3 separate regions of the Homo sapiens genome follow, and all the other regions are linked to region 2. A link is a loop called in an ENCODE intact Hi-C map of the cell type or tissue named here. Cell type or tissue: GM12878. All regions are shown on one strand.

The links. A loop is a pair of places that touch in the nucleus more often than their neighbours do. Peaks named below come from ENCODE experiments on the same cell type or tissue, not always from the same donor. Only the 100,000 strongest peaks of a DNase experiment are listed, where the experiment ranks them.
Region 1: a loop joins it to region 2, with 4 times the contacts of the local background. A loop is called at or near these places in 26 of 110 quality-filtered maps.
Region 3: a loop joins it to region 2, with 2.8 times the contacts of the local background. A loop is called at or near these places in 10 of 110 quality-filtered maps.

The regions. Positions count from the first base shown.
Region 1 is chr1:56,754,301-56,762,300 of GRCh38, reverse strand. FYB2 (FYN binding protein 2) reads left to right here. Exons shown (of 20, transcript NM_001004303.5): 6 at 3,551-3,585; 7 at 6,374-6,405. Among named protein-coding and RNA genes, the nearest start is that of FYB2, 61 kb to the left of the region's middle. In GM12878, a CTCF peak has its summit at 3,982 (motif pointing left); no DNase peak of the experiment used is centred here.
Region 2 is chr1:56,816,271-56,824,270 of GRCh38, reverse strand. FYB2 (FYN binding protein 2) reads left to right here and starts at 4,867. Exons shown (of 20, transcript NM_001004303.5): 1 at 4,867-4,989. The coding sequence starts at 4,981. RefSeq lists an enhancer at 7,794-7,843. In GM12878, a CTCF peak has its summit at 3,051 (motif pointing right); a DNase peak (open chromatin) is centred at 7,089.
Region 3 is chr1:56,706,063-56,714,062 of GRCh38, reverse strand. It overlaps PRKAA2 (protein kinase AMP-activated catalytic subunit alpha 2), which reads right to left. Exons shown (of 9, transcript NM_006252.4): 8 at 7,845-7,971; 9 at 1-6,588. The coding sequence ends at 6,350. Among named protein-coding and RNA genes, the nearest start is that of PRKAA2, 65 kb to the right of the region's middle. In GM12878, a CTCF peak has its summit at 4,589 (motif pointing right); a DNase peak (open chromatin) is centred at 6,439.

The DNA.
Region 1 (8,000 bases), 62 kb after region 2:
TACACAGGTTTAATAAAATTCCTATAAAAATCCCAGTAGGATCTTCTGCAGATACAGACAAGATTATCCTAAAATGCATATAGAAAGGCAAAGGAGTTAGAATACCTAAAAACAATTTTGAAAAATAAAAGGGAGGCATTAGTATATCAGTTTTAAGAATTATCAGTATAATAATCAAGACTATCTGGTATTGGCAAAGAGAGACACGTAGAACAATGGAACAGAATTGAGAATTCAGAAATAGAATTATACAGATATGCCCAACTGTTGTTGTTATTTTTTTTAACAAAGATGTAAAGGCAGCTCAATAGAAGAAACACAGCCTTTTAAAAAATGGTGTTGGACCAATTGCCATAGGTAAACGAAAATAAACTTTGGCTTAAGTCTCACACCTTATACAAAAGTTAACTTAAAATGAATGTTTCCTCTTTGTTTTTTGTACACCAAAGGTGAGACATCTAAATGATACCTTTCAAAGAGGCAGGGAGAGAGAGACGGAAGGGAAGGAGAGAGGGAAGGAAGGAGAAAGAGGTCAAGGTGGTTGGCTTTTGCTGTTGCCTTTGGGTGACTGTCCCTTGAACAAGGCCAAGAAAACAGGGAAGACCATCCTTGTTTAGTGCTTAGCTCAGCACTGGTGCCTTTGGTGAGGTTTCATCTCTTTTATACAGAACTTGGCATTGGGCATACATGATTCAGGCTGTTCTAAAAGCTCTGCAGAATTGTCCTCAGAGGTCATATAGACTAGTGCTTTGCAGACTGTACTTCTAGGCCCCAGAGAATTTTTTGAAGAGTCTTGGAGACTCTCGCAGATACCTTCAGACTTGTGTTTACACTTCTGCATAACATTCCATTTAAATTAATAAAGCCATGGATGGAAGAAAATTTGCAAGCCGTTTCTTACCTGAGTGATCTTAGACAATTTACTTCACTTGTCTGGCTGGCTGTTTCCTCGTCAGTAAAATTGGAATATTAGTAGTGATTGTCATTGAGAATTAAATGAAATAATGCATTTAAATGCTTGGCATAGTGCCTGCTATCTATAAGTATAAAAAATGTTAGTTTCTTTTAAATTATTATTTTTATTATGTTAGTAATAAACATTTCACCTCCAGGTGTAAAAGAGGTAATGGGACTTTTCCAAGATCATACAGACAGGATGAGGAGAAGGAACAAAAGGCCTCCAAGACATGACCGTGTTGTGACACTAGCAGTTGGAGGATTGCTGAGGACCATCTTCAGATATTTGTCCTTTCTCTGCCTGCACAATAAAACTAATCAGTGGAGAGAGGGTTATATAACTCTGTGCAGAAAGTAAGCGAGGACTCTGATGCTGCAGATCACATGCTCTTGTCATAATTCCTAGTCCATTTCTGATCCTTTGGGATGTAGCCCTTTATCCTCTATATTCCTACCTTGGAATATATGTTGGAATTCCTACCTAAGTTTGGATAGCTTAGCTTGCCACGAAAGAACCTCCACTTTGTTAAAAAGCAGTAACAACATTATGAATACGTTATTAATTGAATGTGTATTATCTTTGTTTACTAGCCATGGCAAGTAAGGCTTCTCCTGGCTTTGGTTTCATCATTTCTAAGACAGAATAAGTAATAATATCCATCTCAAGGTGGTTAGGAGAAGCAAATGAGCTCATGATTTGTTTTTGAAAAGCATAGACAAGTAAATAAATTGGAGTAGAAAGGAGGAGATTATTATTTTTAAAATTGGAAAGCAAATTCATATCAGGAATGGATATTGGGCAAACTGTATCACAAACAGGTATTTTTAAAGTATTAATAAGTGTACAATTACCTAATTTAAAGTATTATGTGTACAATTACCCAAGTTGAAATACATATTATTAATTATCCATGTAGAATTTTAGGTCTGTGTCAACAATTATATGCTGACAGTCCCTAAACAAAACCTAGCATTTCATTGATTTTGTCAGTGTATTATATGTTTAGAATAATAAAAGCTTGGAAATGCAACATATTGTTCAGTCAGTTTTCTAAAGCTTCAGGACTTTAGCAGCAAGAAAGAGAAAAACAGAGGGAGGAGTCCTTTTATGCACATATGTTCATTAACAGTAGGGATAAAACTTTTATAAATAACTTTTAAGCAAAGAAAACCAACCAAGCAATTTTATCAAAAAACATTGCCATTTTCTATACAATGTCCAGTGTTCTGCTAGGTATGTTAAATTTCCTTTTTTTTTTTTTTTTGTGATGGAGTCTCACTGTGTTGCCCAGGCTGGAATACAGTAGCGCGATCTCGGCTCACTGCATCCTCTGCCTCCCTGGTTAAAGCAATTCTCCTGCCTCAGCCTCCAGAGTAGCTGGGATTATAGGCCTGCCACTGTGCCTGACTAATTTTTGTATTTTTAGTGGAGATAGTGTTTCACTCTCTTGGCCAGGCTGGTCTTGAACTCCTGACCTTGTGATCCACCTGCCTTGGCCTCCCTAAGTGCTGGGATTACAGGCATGAGCCACCACACCTGGCCAAATTTCTTAAATTATTTCCTTGAATCTCCCCATTAACTCTGTAAGGCAGGTACCAATTGGTCAATTTTTATAGATGAGCAAGCTGAGGCTCAAAGAAATGAAGTAATTTGTCTGAAACACCCTATGTAGGAGTGGCAGAACAGTGTTTGAACTCAAATTCTTGTCATTACTTGTATTTATTAATATAGTCATGTGCTACACAATGTTTCAGTTAACAATGAATTGTGTATCCAGCCGTGGTCCCATAAGATGATAATACTGTATTTTTACTGTACCTTTTCTATGTTTAGATACACAACTATCTATAACTGTGTTACAATTACCTACAGTATTCAGTACAGTAACATGCTATGCAGTTTTGTTGCCTGGGAGCAATAGGCCATACCCTATATCCTAGGAAGGTAGTAGGCTATACCGTCTAGGTTTGTATAAGTATGTTCTATGGTATTCACGTGATGATGAAATCACCTAAGGATGCATTTCTCAGAACAGATCCCCATTGTTAAGCGATGCATGACTGTAATTAAGATTGGCATCATGTCATTAAATAAAATCCACAGAACTATTGGAAAAGTCAAAAGGTGGGTCAGCCTTAGTTGGTGTGCTCGTGTTTTCAAACTGTATTTAAGGAAATAAAAATGGCTGTGGAACAGAGCACTTTGGGGCATGATAGAGAATTCATTTTGTTGAAGTGGGATTTAGGCTTTTTCCTTTTCCTTTCCTTTCACGTTTGCCTTCTGAGCTGCCACTAAATTTTAGTGCTTTCTTTTAAGCATGGAGTGTGTATCTGTTTGCCAAAACAGGAAACTGAAATGGTTTCACATGCTTCATCGACTGTAAATTCCATTCTGGAAATCCCCACAGAAATTAAAACCATGATCACTGACCCCATAATTTCCCAAACTTTCTAGATAGAGCTTTACATAGTCTGATGTTCTTAAAGGTGAGAAAACTGAATTCTGGAATCTTTTATAACTGCTTTAATCCTGGGTGCTATAAGAAATGGGTGGATCAGCTGCCTTGAAATAATTTTTTTATGTTTACTTTAGCAACTTATGAAGTTGGAATTGAAGAACTCCAAAAGGTATTGTTTCTCCTTACCAACATTGTAACTAAAAGTAAAATAAGCATGCAAGGTTGATTCTAAAGTAGTATCTTTTAGAGGGAAAAAATGTCTTTGTTTTCATTTTTCCTCCTATTTCTGAGGATTTTCCAGACTCCAGCTTCTAAGAGTCTGCACTTTGAGCCCTGTTACTGTCAGAGACAAAAATGTGTGATAGGATGGGAGGAAATGGTCCCAATTCATCCATAGCCCTTTTCTGTGGTGGGCAGTGACAACTAGCTTTTAATAACTATGACTTCCAGTGAGAAGAGTTCTATGGCACAATCCAGGTTTGTATATCCTGGCTTTCAGACCCCTTAGGGCATGCTTTCTGGGCTCCTGCTAGACATGGTGTCAGGTGCCACCTGGAGGCAGCATAGCAACCTGATTAGGGCCCAAGCAGAATCACTGCTGGCCTCAATCCCAACTCCTGGCTATGTGATCTTGAATGCCCATTTCCTCACCTGCAAAATGGGGATAATAAAGAACTCACATCTGAGGTCCTTGTGAGAATGAAAATAAGATAAATGAAGGTATACAGCTTATTAGTAAGTGCTTGAAACAGAGCATTTCACCTCTCTGAGACTTAGATGTGTCCTCTATAAAATGGTGTATTCTTGGCCAGGCATAGTGGCTCATGCCTATAAGCCTAGCACTTTGGGAGGCCAAGGCAGACAGATCACTTGAGCCCATGAGTTCAAGACCAGCCTGGGCAACATGGTGAAATACTGTCCCTACAAAAAAAAAAAAAAATACAAAAATTAGCCAGGAGTGGTGGTATATGCCTGTAGTCCCAGCTACTCGAGAGGCTGAGGCAGGAGGACCGTTTAAGCCCAGGAGGTGGAGGTTGCAGCGAGCCGATATTGTACCACTACACTTTAGCCTGGGCAGTAGACAGACTGAGACCCTGTATCAAAAAAAAAAGAAAAAGAAAGAATGAAAAGAAAGAAAGAAAGAAAGAATGAAAGAAAGAAAGAAAGAAAGAAAGAAAGAAAGAAAGAAAGAAAGAAGGAAGGAAGGAAAGAGGAAAGAAAGAAAAAGAAAGAAAGAAAGGAAAAGAAAAGAAAAGAAAGAAAAGAAGGAAAGAAAAGGCATATTTTCCATGAGGACAGGAAGCATATGTCTTGTGGTTACTGTATCTGCAGTAGCAGATGCTCAATAAATAAAGGGACCAATACTTGTTTCACTGAATATCTGGGAGAAGTAAGGCAAACACAGTATGTAAGCACTGTGTAAGCTCATAGAAGGCCCTTACCCAGTGTTTTAATGGGATCAGTTAAGGTTCTACTCTTTTCTCACTGGGTACATTTAGTCTAGATCCTTCATCTCTCTGTTTTGGTTCTCTTATGCTTGCTGGTAAGGATTATTCATTTGTGGATACACTTTGTCACTAGAAAAATATGAATGATTATTATTTCTATTAATGGCAGTAGAAATAGCCTATTAAAATGCTTCATGTACCTGGCAACATCAACAAATAATAAACTGTTCTGCACAAATGAACTTGCCAAGTAAATGAATTTTATCCCATTTTATCCCAATTTTCTGTTTTAAGTAAAACATACAATTATTTTTAATTTTTAAATCTTTTAACTCTCATACATGTTTTGTGTTTATCTCTGTATTTTTAAGCTCAGTGAGTGGAATCTGATCTCTTCCTTTCTTAATGACTTGGAATATTCTTGACTATAAGGGACTGAGTCAACATAGTTTATGCTCTTCTTTTGAGATGCTCTTGAGCCTTTGCAGAAGAACTAGTTCCCTTCACACCAAACTACCACAAGTCAGTTTTTTGTATTCTTTTCCCTTTTTTTCTACTGTCACGATCTTTGTGTCTAGCAATGAGTTTTTCATGTGGTCAAACATGTACCAAGTCCCTCTGGTGTGATAGCACTTGTGCATAGACAGTAGTGCTTAACCCTTATAGTTACCCTGTGAGCTGATATCACTGCTCCCATATTACAGATGACATTAAGGTTCAGAGAGGTTTAGTAACCTGTAAATCATGTAACAAAGATATAAAACAAGGTCTGTCTGACTTGTCATTCTACCAGTGCTGCATCTAATTTGCTAGAATTATGTGTAAAATAAGAACCAATAGTCTCTGAATAATGGTTTCCAGGGCTGCCCTCAAAGGAGAGTATAATGAGCTATGATACCTGGATTTTGTGATGGCATTTTAGATGCTTAGATATTTTCTATTCTTCTCAGAGTTCTTAGACAGATTCCAAATAATGAATGTCACCAGATCTATAATCACTGAATAAATGAGGGGCTACATTGTGATCATTGGGACATAATTTTAATGGAGCCAAATCTAGATCCTGCAAGATTTGAGCGGTGATCACAGGGCACATGATCAGCGAGTAACGGAGAAATTCCAGCATTACTTGTGCACTTGTGAATACCAATTTGCCCAGTAAAATATTGCTTAAATCCCACAAATTCATATTTTCTCATAGGATTTAGAAGTTATTTACGTTTCCGATGCATTTTGGGAAAGGTGTGCATACAACAATTTTTCTGAGTCACATCATACATTCCTTTGGGCATGACCTATAACTTCAGAAATGCTTGTTTTCATTTCTGATTGATCTTCAGCCCCACTGCAACAGTTCCTGGAACTTTCTGTGGTCAGTGTCTGCCTTTGCTCTCTACTGAGGCTTCATCCCCCTCACCTTTTGGTGTAGTCTCTAATGATCTGTAACCAAACAACAGAGCCTGATTCAGGTTGATTTATGAAAATAACCATTTTCCACTTTACTTTCAGCCTGGGAAGAATTTTCCCTATCCAGAACCTAGGTGAGTTTTATCTTTCAAAAGAAAAGCACCTGTCCAAGCACTGACTTTCTGATGACTGAACTAGTTTTCCTCTATGGGCCAGCTATGTTTCCAAACTGAGCTAGCCTGGTTCAGTTTCCCCGGCACCTTGCAAGGTGCCTAGTACAGAGGAAGTGATCCATGATCCTGCCTTGCCTCCCCCTCTTATCTTGTTCTAGCCCATGCTGCACTCAGCAAACATTTACTGAGTACCCAACATGTGCCAGATATGTGCTCACCAGTGGGGCTTTGGCAGTGATGGAGACCTCGCTATTGCTTTCAGGATCTCCTGAATTAGTGGGAGAGTCACACACTCAAACAGGAAAATAATAATAACATGAATTCCAAAGAACTGACAATTTCTGAAATGCACCATGCTGTTTGAAGTCTCTTTGCCTTTGCTCTTTTAAGTCATTGATTCACCCCAATTTAACAGTCTGGCAAGCTTCTACTAATCCATCAAGCACCCCTCATGTATGAACCCTTCCTTCATTCCACTCCCTGAGAGAAGTGACCAATCCCTTGCCTGTGGTACCACTGTAAGGTCTGTTTGCACAGTATGTTTGCACAAATGCCACTGTATGTAGTTTGCTAACATGAGAATTCATCCTCCCCTCCCTACTCCCCTTCCTGTCTGGGAGCTCCTTGTATGTAGGGCCAATGTTTTAATGTTTTTGGTGTTCCTGGTACCTCTCACACTTCTTGGGTCCAGAGGAATGCCCTGGCACATAGTAGTGCTCTTACCTGCCTCTTCAGAGTCTGTTTCTAGCCCTTCTCCCTGGAGTTATTCTAATATATTTTTAAAAAGCATGGTTGATGAGCTCTGGAGAAGCAAATATCAAAATTTCCTGGTTGAATCTAAAAACGTGTGCTGAATCATGGAGAAAACCTGCTTTAGCTGGATGGGCTACCTTCCTCTCTCTCCCTGAGTTCCTGCCTGTCCCTAAATTTATGACTTTCATAAATACCTTGTAGCACTAACACAGTGCTGGTCACATGGTAAGGCACAGGTCAAATGATTCATTATTTAGTTCAACATTTATTGAGCTTTTACTCTTCAGATGCTGCTAGATTCTGAGGTACAAAACTGAATAGAATATATTTTCTACCCTTGATCCAAGATGGGAGGGGAAGCCAGAGTAGTTGGGAGTGAGGGGTTACTTGGAGGGTAAAATGACCAAATAAATAGGAAATCACAATAAAATATTATCACTGCTATGGAAGTTTAACAACACAGAAGTGAGGTGCAAAAACCAGCTTTTCCTATCATGGATTACACAGCATTAATGCTGGAGTTACACATGTGAATAAGATAGTTCTGCCTTGATTTTTAGTGGTTGACAAGGCAAAGTGGAGGGACTGGAGATAGATCCATAGATAGATGTATTGTAAGACAATATGGAAGAACAAAGTGTTAGAAGAGTAGAGAAGGTATGACTGCTTGGGAGAATCAGGGAAGCATTCTCAGAGGTAAGATGATTTAGCTATATCATGAAGGGCATTGTATTTACCAGCAGTATAAGATGTGGAAGGCATGTCTAAAGAAAAATAATAAAAAAGGAGAGTTGCTCAAATAG
Region 2 (8,000 bases):
TCACGAGACACAAAAACTGCAGTCATCTTGCTCCAGACTCCTCGACTGTGAGCAATAAATTTGTGCTGTTTACAAATTACACAGTTAAGGTATTTTGCTGTAGCAGCACAAACAGACTAAGATACCAACTGACCTGCGGATTTTGTGGAGAGACCTACCACTCCTACATCCTAGTACTCTGAGCCTCTAAACATGGCTTTCATGTGGTATGTCTATGCCTTGAAGTCCAGACCCAAGAAAAACAAACCCAAAGAGAGACGGGGGTTCCCTGCTTGAGTTTTCTGTCTAAAGACTCACTTTTCTGGATGATGGAACATGGGAGTGATTGACATTGGAAAAGATTTCTTACTTCCAGGCAAGCCCCATCTTCTCCCCACAGAGGAATGGCGTTCCTTTGATCTCAACAAGACAAGCATATCAGAAAACATCTTAATAATTCATCTGAGTGATGCATACATAATGTAACTGGCATTAGTGGGGGAAGACCATTTCTTTACAAGAACCAAAAGGGTTGCTACATCCCTAGCTCCAAGCACAGCACCTGGCTCAAAGCAGGTGCTGAGATTCTTATTAAAAGACAATTAAAAGAAAAGCAACTTGTCTTGGTCATGTTTGCTTAGCATCCTTCAAAAAAGCTCTTACTATATTATTACACACTTATTAAGATGTTTACTTAGATGAGCACAAAATTGAGATGCGAGCTTCATTCAAGGCAAAGGAGAGATCAGCTGGATTAAATGTTTTTCAAAAACTGGTAAAATGGAAGCAAGACCTTTCTTGAACCCACACACCTCCAAGATAATTCTAGGCATTTTATCCTTAAATATTTTATCTTTAAATAATTGTATACCTTATACGAATTGTCCCATGTTTCTGTCCTGATTATCCATCCCTTCCTAGCTTCCCACCTGCCCTGTCTTCTACATGGCTATTATCTTCATTTCATATCATCCTTTTTACCTGTTTTTTTAATGGTCCACTCCCTCAACCCCTTTTGCAGCCGCCATGGAATGGAGGAAAGAGCAATGGATTAGGGCAGGGCAGAGTTCAGATGGAGAAACAGAACTGTACTCTCCGCATGGCCAGGACATCTGCCTAACCTTTCTGAGCCTCACTTTCTTCATTCATCAACCAGAGATAGCATCTCTTATCTCACAACATTGTCATGAGGAATAGAAGAAAATATATGCAACTGTGTAGCCTGCTACACAATAGACTCTCAATAAATTTCACTTCTTTCATCTTTCCTTCTCTCCCTTTTGAAAGCAGTCAGGATATAAATTATACATAAATAAATTACATGTTGTGCTGGAAATCCTCAGAAATGATTAATCTAACCAACAAGAATTATAATATTAATAATAGGTTACTCTAGCAGCACCAGCCTAACTCTGACAATCAATCTACACAGTCTGGCTTTGTCATCATATAACATACAGTGCTCAAAGTTTACCTTAGAAAGAGGTGAGGACACGTGATTTCCCATTTTCAGATCTGTTTTAAATGCTCCTTTTTTTTTTTTTACATCGGGGTATTCTGTTTCACACCATTGCTTATGATACAAAGTGTAAGTAATATGTTTGCTGAGAGAGGAAAGACTGAGACATAATAGGAGACACTGCAGAGCTCCAAGCAGAATCTGAGATTGAAAGTAAGGTTTGGAAACATTAAGAATGTGCTGGAAATACTGATTTCTGCTGCTCAGTTCCCCGAAGAATGGATGGGCCCTTTTTGGAGAGTATGGCACGTCATCCCTGCTACGCAGAGGAGCAAACTGGAACTAGGGGCTTGAACAACTAGAAATATCTAGAAGATTTTGAGCCAAACTTCAGCCTAAGTATCTGCTAAGCTTTCTCACAGACTACGTTCAAAATTGAGTTTGGAAAAAACTGCTTCAAAGAACCCTTCAAGCTCTCCAATGCTGTGAGTTTATGATTCTGTATTTCTCTACGATTTAAATAGAAGCAAACAGAGCACCTGTGAGCATGGTCTCTGAAGTCAGCCTTCCTGGATTGAAGTCTCTGATCTTCCACTGGTTGTGTTACCTGAAGAGGAGACTTAACTTGTATGTGCCTCAGTTTCCTCTGCTGGAAAATTAGGATCATAATAAGGACTAAATAAAATGATGCTCGCAAGGTCTGGGGCACTGATCCCAGCAGGCAGTAGGTGCTCAGTCAGTCATTTCTTTATACATGATTAAGTGAACCTTCCTGGCTTTAGGCCAGTAAGATCTGCCCTGGCCTAAAGCTAGCAGGAGGTCACCAAAGCACCTTGGATATAGCAGGATTTCATACATCTTTACTGAATTGAAATATTTATTCATAAGGTGTAGTGATATCTGTTGCAACTTAGGTCAACCTTCAAATTTCCCATCCAAAACTTTCCCCACAATGTCAGCAATTTGTACCCACCTCTTCTGCCTTCACCCTCCCATGTAGTCATGTATGAGTTCTCCTTATAGCAAATGAATACAAGGATCTGCCACTTATGGGATGGGGGCCCATGAGAAAACTGGGATTATTACAGGGAAATAAAATGATGCTACTTCATTTGTATATCCAAGTGCTACATGGGCACTTTGACAATGACACAGCCACCAACCATTGAGGAGGAGAGGGGAAAGAAAGAGAGGAACTGACATTACTGGTGTTTACTCATTGCTAAGCAACCCTATCAGGAGATTTTCCCATGGCCATTTGTCCTTAAGCCAACGCTGCCAGACTCTTGTTTACTTTTACAGATGAGAAACATACATCTCAGAGTTGACTTTCCCAAGACCAGCAGCTAGTGGGGAAACTGAGTTTAGCACCTAGAGGATCGTAAGACATACAGCAAGGGATCCTCTGCCATTCCAAGAGTCATAGCTCTTAAGCCGACTGGCAAAACAGTACCCACCCCTAACAGCTACCAATGATTAGTGCCTAGGACCTAGCACTGTAACTAGCCAGAAACCAAAGCAAAATGCGCAGACCTCCCAGGAAGGCGGAGATGAGAGTCCTGCTGCCCTGCTCCACCCACTCTGCCAGTGTAGGCTGGCCTGAGGCCACTAGGGGGAGCCCTTGCACTAGGAGCAAAGGGAATTTGACAGCCCAATTATCAGTTGGGACTGCGGGGAGGGCTCCAAGTTCTCCCGAGAGCTTCCTCCACTGTTTTATTTACAAACTTATACACATAGGAGCATGAACCAGAGTGCTAAGGGAAAGTTACAGATGACTTTTGGCCTGGGTCCCCTTTAGCTTCAGAAATAGGCCCCCCAACTGACTGGGAGCAGAGTCTACACAGCAGTGTTGGCCAAACAGAGAGTCATGAAGTCAAGAAAGTGCTACCATTTATTTAATTCAATGGCATGTCATGGCTCAGAACAGAATGGAAAATATCAGCACGATTACACAAGGTAAGAGTGAGTACTGCTTTGGGGAGTTTTTCTTTTAGCTGATGTGTATGTGTGTTGAGGAAGGATGTAAAAGGTACATCTTACTGTGAGTCATTCATTAATAAAGTTTAAAATACATAGACCTCAAAGGCTTTTATAAAACCCAAACTGCCAGTCCCTGGGCCAGAAGCATTGATGCAGTGTTTTGTCTGGGACTTGAATCCTGTATTTTTGATAGATTCCCAGGCAGCTCTGGTGATCAGCCAGGTTTGGGAATCACCTGTTAGAGGAAATGGCCCTCAGGCGGGGTCTCCTCACCTGTGCTCCACCCCGCCTCTCCCTGGTCAGGACAGGAGAAGATTTCTAAGAACTTGACAAAGCAAGAAAAGTCACACCGGTTACACATAAAGCAGGGCGCAGGCCACCCACTCTGCCCATCCCCAACCCCGGGAGAGCTGAAAGCCCCAAAACTGGCAACTGAGGTTTGGGTTTCCATCTCCAGCTCTGTCAGAAAAACAAACAAACAAAAATAACCCCAGCAAAATAAAATCACTTTAGAGTCAGCCAGATCTGGGTTCCAACCCTGGCTCTTCTAGTTACTACCTATGTGACCATGGGCAGGTGTTACCATCTCTCTGAGACTCAGTTTCCTCACTTTTTTTTTTTTTTTTGAGACGGAGTCTCACTCTGTCCCCCTGGAGTGCAGTGGCATGATCTCGGCTCACTGCAACGTCTGCCTCCCAGGTACAAGCAATTCTCCTGCCTCAGCCTCCCAAGTAGCTGGGATTACAGGCACCCACTACCACACCTGGCTAATTTTTTTTATATTTTTGGTAGAGACAGGGTTTCACCATGTTGGCCACGCTGGTCTCAAACTCCTGACCTCAAGTGATCCACACACCTCGACCTCCCAAAGTGCTGGGATTGCAGGTGTGAGCCACTGCACCCGGCCATTCTTCACCTTTTAAAATGGGAATCCAAATGCCTCAATAAACACCAGGCCAAAAACAGGGTGCTCCTTTATGTTAACTCCTTTTCTGGCCTCCACTAAATCCCCCTGTGGGCTTAGGCATGCTGTCCTGCTGGGCTTTGGTTTCCCTGACCGTGAGAAAGGGTTTGTGAAATTAAGTAGCCGTCTGCAGGGGCGGAGCTGGCAGAGGTTGTTACTAACGGGGATCACACTGTCCAGCCTGCATGGTCTGTACTAACAGGAGCCTGCCATCCCCATTCCTTCACAGCTCCTGCTGCCTGGGCACAAATGCCCTGGAGAGTGAGTGACTGTCAGACCAGCCGGAGGGGAGCAACGGGAAGAGCCGCTTGCTGAGAAGAGGTGGGCTTGGCAGGACTGCAGGTGGAGTACTCTCCCCAGTCCCCTGCAGGTGCTGGTCTAAGCCAAGCTGGGAGGATGGCGGCCGGCCCTGGCCCAGCCCCAGGCAAGGGAGGAGCCTCGGCCCAGATGGGGCAGGTGGGGAGCCTGGGCTCAGGTGTGTCCTGTGGGAAGTGATTGCTCCCTGGCTAGCAGAGACAGAGGAAAGCGGATTGTTGGCCCCAGGACCCAGCTCTGAGAGGCTGGGCTTGTTTCCCTGACTCTGCCTTGGAGGAAAGCAATGGAAGGGGTAAGGCTGTCTCAGTTTTGTTGCTGGCTTTCTGTGTGTCTTTTCTTGCAGGACAAGTTCCTCCCACTTGAGAGCCCTGGGGAAAAACTGCTTGTGTGTGCTGCCTCCTGGGCAGGAATAAACATGTCAGGTGTCAGCCAGTGCATTTCTGCTCACACTGGCTTTGCTCAGGGCGGGTGGGAGGGAAGAGGAGTGTGCCATGTCCTGTGCCACCTGGAGTGTGAGGGGACAGGAGGTGCTGAGGAATGACAGCATGTGGCCTAGCTCTACCCAGCCAGCTGGACTCCTGACCTATTCCCAGATCCTCCGTTGAAGCGCCCGCTGGCTTCTCTCTGTGTTTACTTGCCCTTGTGGACTGTATCTGGCCTCTGCAGTGATTAGCGGGCCTCCTGGTCAGAGAGCAGTGCTTGGTGCTAGGAAGCCGGCTGTGCATTGCTCTTTTGTGGCTTGTGGCTCTAGACCGGGTTCTGCTCCTTGTTAACTGTGTGGCCTGGGGCAAGTGTGTCCGTCATCCTGAGCCCTGGGTCCCTCACTCATGAAAGAGAATTACTGGTACAATAACTACTTTGTGAGACTATCAGAGGTGCTTGTATAAATAGAGATGTATGGAAAAGTATCCTGCCCTACGCCAGCATTCCCTGCCCCTTGGATGGCTGAGTGCTGTTGGCACAGTTGGAGACGTCTTGCCTGACTGACCACATCTTCCTTTTTCCTTCTCCAATTCTCCACTCTCCTCTATTTCCGTCTTCAGTAAGTCAGTTTCTTTTGATGTGCGTGTGCATGTGTGTGTGTGTGTGTGTGTGTGTGTGTGTGTGTGTGTGTGTGTTGCTTCCATACTTTTTATTATATATTTGGAGTCAAGTCATTTTCTCCCATGAATCATGTGGCTTCTCACCCACAAGTTTGGTTTTAAATCAGGGCAGAGGATCCATTTTAGCTTTTGCTGGTCAGGAAAAGCTCCCCTTTGTCTCAGGGCAAAGGGCATGTTTCTCTCTGTGGCAAATCACTCCAGTCCAAATAGCTGAGTTTTGGAAAGGGGTGAGCAGGGGCATGTTGGTATGACTTCATCTCCCTCCTCTGAGTTCTCCCCGCCACCCCCACCTCGACCATACCACTTAGCAATTTTTAAGAAACTCCTCCTTGACGGGAAAGTGCCAGGCTGAATAGATTTAGCGTGCTTGTAAGAAAAGGAAACTGACTTACATTTTCCCCATCTCTGATGGGCCAGGATCCGCACTGGCATCCATTATTTCAGTTTATCTGATGACAATACAGTGTGGTCTATGCCATTGCCCCATTTATTGTAGATGAGGTAACTGACAATGTTATCACTTGCTCAGTATCATACCACTGGCAGCAGAGCTGGGACATGAGCTTACATGTGTCAGTGCCAACTATAAGCCAAGCATCGCTAGCAAGGATTACAATAGGACAGCAGGAAGAATGTTAGGCAAATTAGACAAAAATGTACAAAAGAGCATGTTTGTTAGCTAATCACATTTTTATGGGATAAGCTAATATGATTATATAACTTTCACTGCTCAGAGAGAGAAAAAAATCAAGAGAGAAATAAGAGTGGTTTCTCATCTTGAAAGAAGGATTGGTTTCATTTTTTAAAATTAACAAAATATTCATTTATTCAATATATATTTATTGAGGACATGGTTTGTGTGGTCAGGTCCTGCTTTGGTGCTGCAGATGCAGCAGTGAACCAAACGGTTGAAGATACCTGCCTTCCTAAACCTCATATTCTAGTGAGAGAAGACAAAAAAATCTATATATGGGTCAAATGGCAGTAACTGCAATGTAGATACACAAAGCAGGGAAGGGTATAAGGATGGTCAGGCAGGAAGAGGGACTGCTATTTTCAATGAGACCATTTCAAGAAAGGTGTCAATGGAAGGTGGCATTTGAGCAGAAACTTGGAAAAGGTATAGGAATTAATGGGCTGTGTGGATATCTTAGAGAAGAACATTCTACAGAGAAGTAACAGCAGATATAAACGCCCTGAGGCAGAAGGTCGTGGGTGTTTCAAGGAATGACTGGAGCTGGAGGAAGTGAAGGAGTGTTCAGAGAGTGGGGTCAGATGATATAGGGCCCTGGAGGCCATTGTTGAAACTCAAGCATTTCCTCTGAGCGAAATGGAGAGCCACCTGGGCATTGTGGACCAGGCAATGACGCAATCCAGCTTACATTTTAAAAGGATCATCTGACTACTGTTTTGAAAATAGATACTAGGGACAGAAAGTGCAGAAGCTGGCTGACCAGGTAGGAGATTATTGCAGTAATCCAAGCAAGAGAGGTTGGTGGCTCAGACCAGTCTTAGCAATGAAGTGGCTAGAAGTGGTCAGATGCTGGAAATAGATTAAAGGTAGGGTCAGCAGGATTTACTAATGGATTAGACAAAAAAAAAAAAAAGAAAATTGTTGATGACTCCAACTTGTAAAGCTGGAACATCTGGAAGAGTGGAATCAAGGTTTACCAAGATGACTTAACACAGAGCAGGTTTGAAAGCAGATTAGGAATTGGTTTTAGACGTAATATGTTTAGGGGGTCTACATAGGTGGGTTTAGAGTTCAAGGAAGAGGCCCAGGCAGGAGGTATCATCTTGATAATATATCTACATTATCTAGAATAGCACTGGGTGTGTAGTAGATGTTTAGTATGTGTTATATGGGGGATTTTAAAACTTGGCCTCACATTCTCTGACATCTTCCCATGAAGAGGTGGTGCCCATGTTCCCATCCCTTGGTTGAAATCATGACTACTCTGACCAATACAGTGTGGTACATGTGACACTCTGTGCTTTCAGAGACTGTGTCATAAAAGGTCATACCCCATCTACCTCATTTATGAGAACACTTACTCTTGCAGCCCTGAGCTCCCATGTGAGTAATCTCTACCCCAATACTTTCTGGCTAGAGACACGTGATGTAGACATTCTGCTTGACAGTTACAGCTAAGCCTAGCCTTCTAGCCATTCCTGCAAGACTAAAATCAGTACCCTCCAG
Region 3 (8,000 bases), 110 kb after region 2:
GTGAACAACTTCTGATAGTGATAGGGAGAGGTTTGACCAAGGGAACTCAATCAGGCAGATGCAAACAACATGATCATTTGTAGGAGGCAGATCTAAGGAGAACTGAGAGGGATTAGAAAAAAAGAAAATATAGTTTAAACAAGTTTTTACTATTACTCTTCTTATAATTTAAGGGAGAAGGCACAATTTAGTGTTTTTTTTTTTTTTTTTTTTTAGAACAGTGGATCTCTCTTCCACTTTAGGAAAATGTTATCTGTCTAGAAAAATGGCCATTTTTGGTAGCAAAACTTAAATGTGTAACTGTGAAAAATGCACGTTTAAATTAGTAGAAAAAAAAATAACAATGCAATTCTCCTTGGCTAGAATGTTTTTGTTCCTCCTTGAAATTTTAAATCAACACAACGTAGCAACCCTCCCTGCCCACCTCAGAAAAGGTCACACTGTATGCACTGTATGAACCTTGTCAAAATTCTACGTATTATTCAAAAAAGTTTTCATGCCAGGATATTCTCCAAATTCTTTTTTCATTTTTTTTTCTGGAGAGTGCTCTATTCTAGGATTTAATTACACTTCAAACGTAATTGAAATTTACCTACCCTGCTTGTCCAAACAATCAAGAGCCACTTCCATAAAATCTAAACTACTTTAGATATAAACCATTTTTACCAAAAGTCACATCATAGTCACAACTGCAAACTGGCATTGCTATGCAAGGCTGGCAGTAAACATTAACATTAGCTTGCAAAATTAATACAGGCCTACAGTCTGATAACTCTTCTAGACCCAGCCTGATTCTTATCAGGCTATGGATGAAGAAGTTTAATTAAAACTCAATCCAGTCTAGACTGTGTGACCTGTTCTTTGTGCTATTACTGTTCAGTGGCATCAAATGCATCATAATTATAGGTGGAAAGGCTAGTAATGATGCCAGCAACTTGTTTAAATGAAGTTTTTATAATTTTTAAAGCTCAAACATAAGTACATTTCAAAGTTTTATAAGGTTTGGGAGAAACTCTATCAAGCTAATAATTCAGTGTTTGTAAATTAGAAATATATTCTATGAAAATAGTTATATCATGTAATATACATACAAAATGAAAAATCAATCTGCATATGAAATTTGGATAAGACTAATTCAGATAATAGTCAAAAACTATAACAATTTAGACAGGGACTGGGGCTAGTTTTCTTTTTCCTTTTTTTGTTTTTTTTTGAGACAGTCTTGTGCTGTCACCCAGGCTGGCATGCAGTGGCATGATCTTGGCTTATTGCAATCTCTGCCTCCCAGGTTCAAGAGATTCCCGTGCCTCAGCCTCCCGAGTAGCTGGGATTACAAGCAGCCTGTCACCACACCGGATAATTTTGGTATTTTTAGTAGAGACGAGGTTTCACCATGTTGGCCAGACTGGTCTCGAACTCCTGAACTCGGGTGATCCACCCACTTTGGCCTCCCAAAGTGCTGGGATTATAGGCATGAGCCACTACACCCAGCCTAGTTTTCCTTTTTCAAAAATGATTGTGCTATAAGAATCACATAAAATTATAAGAAGAATCATGTTTTAAAGTTTCTTCAGCATTTTTAAGCACCCTCAATAACTCAGAAATACTTATAAAAACCAATATGCTAATCATAAATACTTCAGATAATTACATCTCGTTAGTACAATCAACTGCTTAAAATAAACTAAGAACTATTTATTTAAGACTACTTTATGTCACTCTAAGACTTGAAAGCAATACATCTGTGTTTATTTTTACTACTCAACCACTCTGATGTTTTATTAATTCAGACTGTTCTTCCCCAGAGGAAAGGTGGTTTCCTATAAAGAGCAATTGATCACTGCTGGATACTTGTATGGTGTTAAAGCTTTATGAAGAGCTTTCTGGTCCTGCTTCCTCATCTGGAAATGGCAAAAATGCTTTCTCTGGTTACCTCTCAAAGTTATCGTAATAGTAAGTAAACAATATGAAGGGTCTCTAGATCGAAAAATCACTATAAAAAATATATGGAACACTTTCATCACTCCAAATTTGTAATGCTTTGCTTCATGCCAAATGGATGTGATGTTTCACCGTGTTTGGTTTTCTGGATGATTTTTGCCATTTGCATTCCTCCAGCAGCTGTATTTAGAAAAATATTCAAGTATATACCTCTGACATGCCTCACCAAATCAAAACAGAAACATTCACACTCATATAAAAACTCTAAATATATAAAAAGTGAACACTAACACAAATCATATGGAAAAGCAGAAAAGAACTTTAAAGCTCAAAGGTACCTTAGAAGTGTTAAAATCTACCTTTCTCATTTTAGGAGTTATAAAAATGAGGCCAAACATAGGATGTGACTTACCAACAGATTGCACATATCCCTCGTCCAGAGTTTTTAATAGAGTCTTTGAGAACTACTATTAAAATAAATTACATTCCCTATTTAAAAAGCCACAGGGTGACACAGGAGAACCAAGTAAATAAATGCAAGATTGAAAAGGTTTGGGTCTTAAAAACAAATAAACAAAAACAGACAAAATTGTGAACATGTCTAGCATTTAGACACTCAGCTTTTACAACCATTAATAGGATGTAAATTAGTACCCGGTGAATAGACAAAGTGGTGTCTGTGGCAGGCATGTTCCAGGTTTTTACATTTTATAAATCCAAAGTGAGGTGCCTACATTAACTCAGTACACTGCACATTATTCAATGCTACAGATAAATCCAAACAGATCAAAAATCTACAATAGTTGCTTATGATTTTTTCTAAACTATGTCTCATTTAACAGTAAAAATCAATTTGTATTCCCTGAGTACAAACTGTCTAGGGAATAAGAAAAAGCAAACTCAGAATTATAAAACTGTCCTGAAAAACCCATTTGCAGAAAATGGAGAATTGTTCATGCTACATATAGCCAATACCCTGACATAGAAATATAATTATTTCTGATTAATTTAGCCTTCTGGATTCTCTTTATAGATAGCTAGTATAAAGGAATGTAAACACTAGAGATTACAAAAGTGTCTCTTAACAGGTTAATCAAAACAAAAACCCAACTTGTAAATGGTTTGCCTACTTCCCTCCCTGCATATTCTATTTGAGAAGGTAGCTGTTCCTACACTGAAACATAAGGAATTAGATCTTCATATGGTATCCCAAAGAAAAGTATTTAGAAAATGTTCACTGACTACACATTTTAAAAGTAAGAATCAGTGACACTGATTCATTACCCACTGAGCCATAAGCATGAGTCATTAGTCTCTTAGACTTTTTTTTAACAAGTAATCTTGTTTCAGGTTTTTCAGTCACCCATGCATAAGAATAATGTTGCACTCAAATAATAATACAAGATGATTAAGAAAACCAAGGTGTCATGAAACAAGTTGCAGACACAGAAAATTCTATTTAATCCAGCATTCACTCACGATGAACATGTCTGCAAGTTAAAACAAAGTAATTCTAATTTTCAATCAGATTCTCCCAACAACCAGTAAGAGAAATGGAAGTGTTAATTATTAACTACCCTAATTATGGCATTCTGGGACAGTATTTTCCTAAAAAATGTATTTCCCAAATTTGCTTTTCATGGGCTATTAAGTTTTTTAAAATGAAAAATTAATTTGGGCAAAGTTCAACAAAGTTATGTGGCTTTCTTTTTTTCACAGAAAGACCTGTCAAAGTCTTTAATGCTGACATCCACTGTCATCTTCGAGGGGAAGAGTAGCATGCAACATTTTTCAAACTTAGTCCATGCAATCATTTTTTCTGTGGAGCATCTCACAGGATATACTTTGGGAAATGCAGTTCTAGAACTACATGGAGTCCATTTCCATGATATAACTAAGGCCTTATCTATAACCTCATAATAGAAGCTCTTCTCCCGTGTCTTCACTGGAGGAAATTATTCTTAGCCCACATCTACCTATCACATTCAGAGTTTACAACACTGAAATGTGGAAATTTGGGGCTAACAACTGATTCTTTCCCTCTATCTGCCCATGAGCAACAAAAAGCCTGCTGTAACAATGTTCCAGCTCTAATTGTGCTGGACTGCATCTCCTGAAATCTTCTAAAAACCAACCACCTAGATTCACAAAATAGCTGTTTTAAAAACATACACATAAAAGAACCCAAACTGTGACCATTAGTTCTCCTAAAATTCAGTAGGTAAATATCAAGCTACAGCTGTTCATAAATACTGGCAAGAATTAGAAAACAGTAAATAATTAACTCTCAAAAAACATGGCAATAATCCATATAAGGTAATTTTGATATGAACAATTTTTTAATATCTGACCTATTAGACTAATGGAGCTAAAACATCACTGGATTCCTTCTGTTTCTCTGCCTTCAAAATTTTTGTGGATTTTGTCATTGGGGTTAAGTAATCTGATTAGTTCCTTATTTCTAAGGTAATTCCATTCATAATCAGGCAAATATTATGAGGTGGCCCTGTTTTTTCCCAAAAGAGGTATGGACCCATTTAGAGAACCCAAAACTATGCCATATCTATAATGGACCAGGCTAACACAGCAGGACTGCTTATCACTATACAAATAATCATGTAAAAATTACCTTTTGGTGCCACAAGATGGCAGTCTTTCAATAATTAAACCTTAAACTATCTCAAATTGCAACCCGCCCTCCTTCCCAAATTGGTGAACTATTCATTTATCTTGATATTAAGAAGTTGGACTTATAAGTTATTTAACATCAGTTTTTAAAAGATCTGCAAAGCCATATGATGTGACACAACGCAAACTCCTGATTCAAAGAATATTTAAAGATAGACACACTTGTTTTCCACTAACACAGGAGAAACTTAGTCTAACATTCTCATTTGCTTCTTGGCAGAACATACATTACTTTTGGCAAAGAGAAGCCTGTCAAGGTAATGTCATTTTTTTGTTTTCAAGAGCTTAATTTTTTTAGGGTAATCCAGGTAAATAAGTGTTAATTACAACATAAAAATAACAAATGAATAAATACAAATTAGATAAATTACACAGAATTTAAAATTAAATACTTTTACTAAAACAAAATATAATCAATAAACTATTATCTACCCTGCTATAGTTTGTGTTTTTTTAATCTTAAAGAAAACCTGCACAAAGCAAAACAAACAAACAAAAAAACTGGTTTTTGCTTAAAAGCACTGGTGTGTGAATATATATATTTATTTATTTAAGATAAAAATTTTTTCTTGATGTTCAAAGCTTCCCTGCCCTATCAGGTTCAACAGTAAAGGTCATAGCCAGCCCTTAGGGCCAGAACAGTGTTTTCAAACTTGGACTAGAAAAGATTCAAAGCTATATCAATCAACCACTCAGGATCAAACAATGAACAAAGACAATAGTGACTAGGTGAGGTGAGGTGAAGGGAGTGGCTTCCAATGAAGAATTAGCATTATGAGCTGCACCAGGACCCTAACACCTAACACAGAAAATAAAGATCAAAGATAAGGATTCTCATTTAAGGGACTGTTGATACTTTGCTTTGTTTCATTTAACTATTTTATCACTGTTGGTGAAATGCAAAAATAAATAGAGGCAAAAAGAATTTGAGAAAGGTAGATTTTGAAGACATTTTTTAAATGACGTAAGTTTATGTAAAAGACAAAAGTTGTTGCAATTCCAGATGTTCCAATATTAATTTGAAACTTGAAGGCTCTTAAGATAAATATATTATTCAGGGAAATCTCAAGATAAAAATCCTGAGTTAGTTACAGCTGTTTTTAAGAAACCTGAAAATTGTGGTTACCTGTTACATGACCACAGTCCTTCTGTTGAATACACTAGGCAGTATTTGTACAAATACTGTTAGAAAAACTTGGCTTCTGAAATCTTGGAGGCAGGTTTTTAAGATTTCAACATTTAAATAATATCTTACTCGTGGTTCTTTTACTTTTTAATCTTCTTTTGTTAAAATAAATTGGGGGCATAAACACAGCATAAAGCCTACTGAAATTTAGGAAGTAAACTAGATTTACCTACACCAAACAGCAAAGCAAGGAGGTGTTGCCAAACCACCCTTACATTGAGATGGTTCGCCAGTGTGGTGTGTTAATCGTCTGTAGTGAACTCATTATTGTAATTAAAAATCTTCATTGATATTAACCTATTAAAGATATTGCCTATGTGAATTTATCATAGGCACAATAGAATTACAGATTTCTACAAGTAAATAAGATGTCAGATATTTTGTTTTCAGTAATTTCAATAGCATTGTGTGCCCCTGGAAATAATTCATGTTTCTCAATTAGTATTGCAGTGGATATTATCCAAAAGTAAGATAAAAATTTAAAGAATATAACTGATTTTCATAGTGCAATAACAGAAAGAAACTAGAGACAGATCAACGGGCTAAAGTAGTAATCAGACTGGCACACATTTCAAAAAAATCCATGGTGTGACTGCCCAGGCGAGGTGAAACTGAAGACAATGTGCTTCCGGTCAAAGAGCCAGTGAGAGAGCCAGAAAGTGAATGGCTCTCTGCAGTTGTGGAATCAAAACTTGATCTTGGTCTGTGTAAGCCAGCAGCAGAACAGGAACGCTGAGGTGTTGAGGAACCAGATCTCTGCTCCACTACTTCATCTGAAATGGACCAAAGAAGAGCAATTTATATGGAAAGTATATATGCCCAAGCCCTTCCTATGAATTTATGATATTCAGAATATTAAGTAAACACATCTGAGCAAGGGCAACTTAATAATGAATGTCATGTTTCTGTGTTGTAGAAACACAGTCTTCTTCCTTCCAACAATCATAACAAACATCGCTACCAATCACAAGACTTGCACACAGTCAAAATGTGGCCCCTAAGTCCTGCTCAAATTGGAGTAATCGGCATTGATATTGGAATCAAACTGATATCTCTGCATGTGAAGAAAGCATATCCTTGACAACTTATTTTCTTCTAGCATATCAACAAAAAAAATCACTAAGGTAAAAACAAAAGTCACCATCATATATTGCCTTGGGGAGGTGGAGGGCAAAGTGAGAGAAATCTTGTTAAAACTGCATTTTCTACGATTCCCAGGACCAATCTCCAGAAATTCTGATTTAATAGGTCTGGAGTGGTTCCCAGGGATCTGCGTTTTAATAACAACAACATGTAATTTCGATGAAACAGGTCTGGGATCCATATAAACACTACCATACATAGTTGATGGTAGTTCAAGAGTAAAATTTAAATGCTTCGTTTAAAACAACTTCCCTAACTCTAAACTCCGTTCCATTCTTGTTCCATCCAGCACCTGACCCTTAGTTTATTCTGGTTTTATCCCACTTGGGCCTCTGAAATGAATAATCAGATTTGGTTTACCCAAGTTTAATTCTTGGCACACACTAAGTTCTTGGACATGACAATTTTCCCTGACGCCTTTGGCTCCTTGATTGCCATGGGTACCTAAATCCAACCCAAATCCCAATGGAGACCTATTTGGTCGCCCTGGCCACCCAGGATGAGGAAAGGTGATGAAGGAGAAAGTTTAGACACTATAATACTAACTAATAAAATATGAATGGAGAAATATGACAAAGAATCTGACAAGTCAGTTAATTTTGAAAAGTAAAACCTGCTTCCCTGTTGTTCCTTACTTGTGCTCCACGGCCAACACTTCAAATGATTCTTTTACGCCACGGAGATACTTCTTGTGGAAAGATGCCAGGTAAGAGGTATTCAACATGTCTTTCATCCTTTTCACTTCACTTACATTTTGGTTAAGTCTAGATTGCTTAAAAACCAGTGCAGGACCTACCCACCGGATGTCTTCGAGATGATTTTAACATCTGGTCAACTAGTGCCAAGTTTTATCTTCTCAGAGCTCATGCATGCATAGCTTCCTTACCATCAATGCTTTTAAAGTCCAAAAGATAGCTCCTGTTATCAACCAGGTAAAGTTGTAAGCTCATTTTCACGTAATTGCCAGTCACTGGATTTTTTCTTCTTACACGAAGATGGTATGCATTCACTACCTAAAGTGAAAAATCAATAAAAATAATAA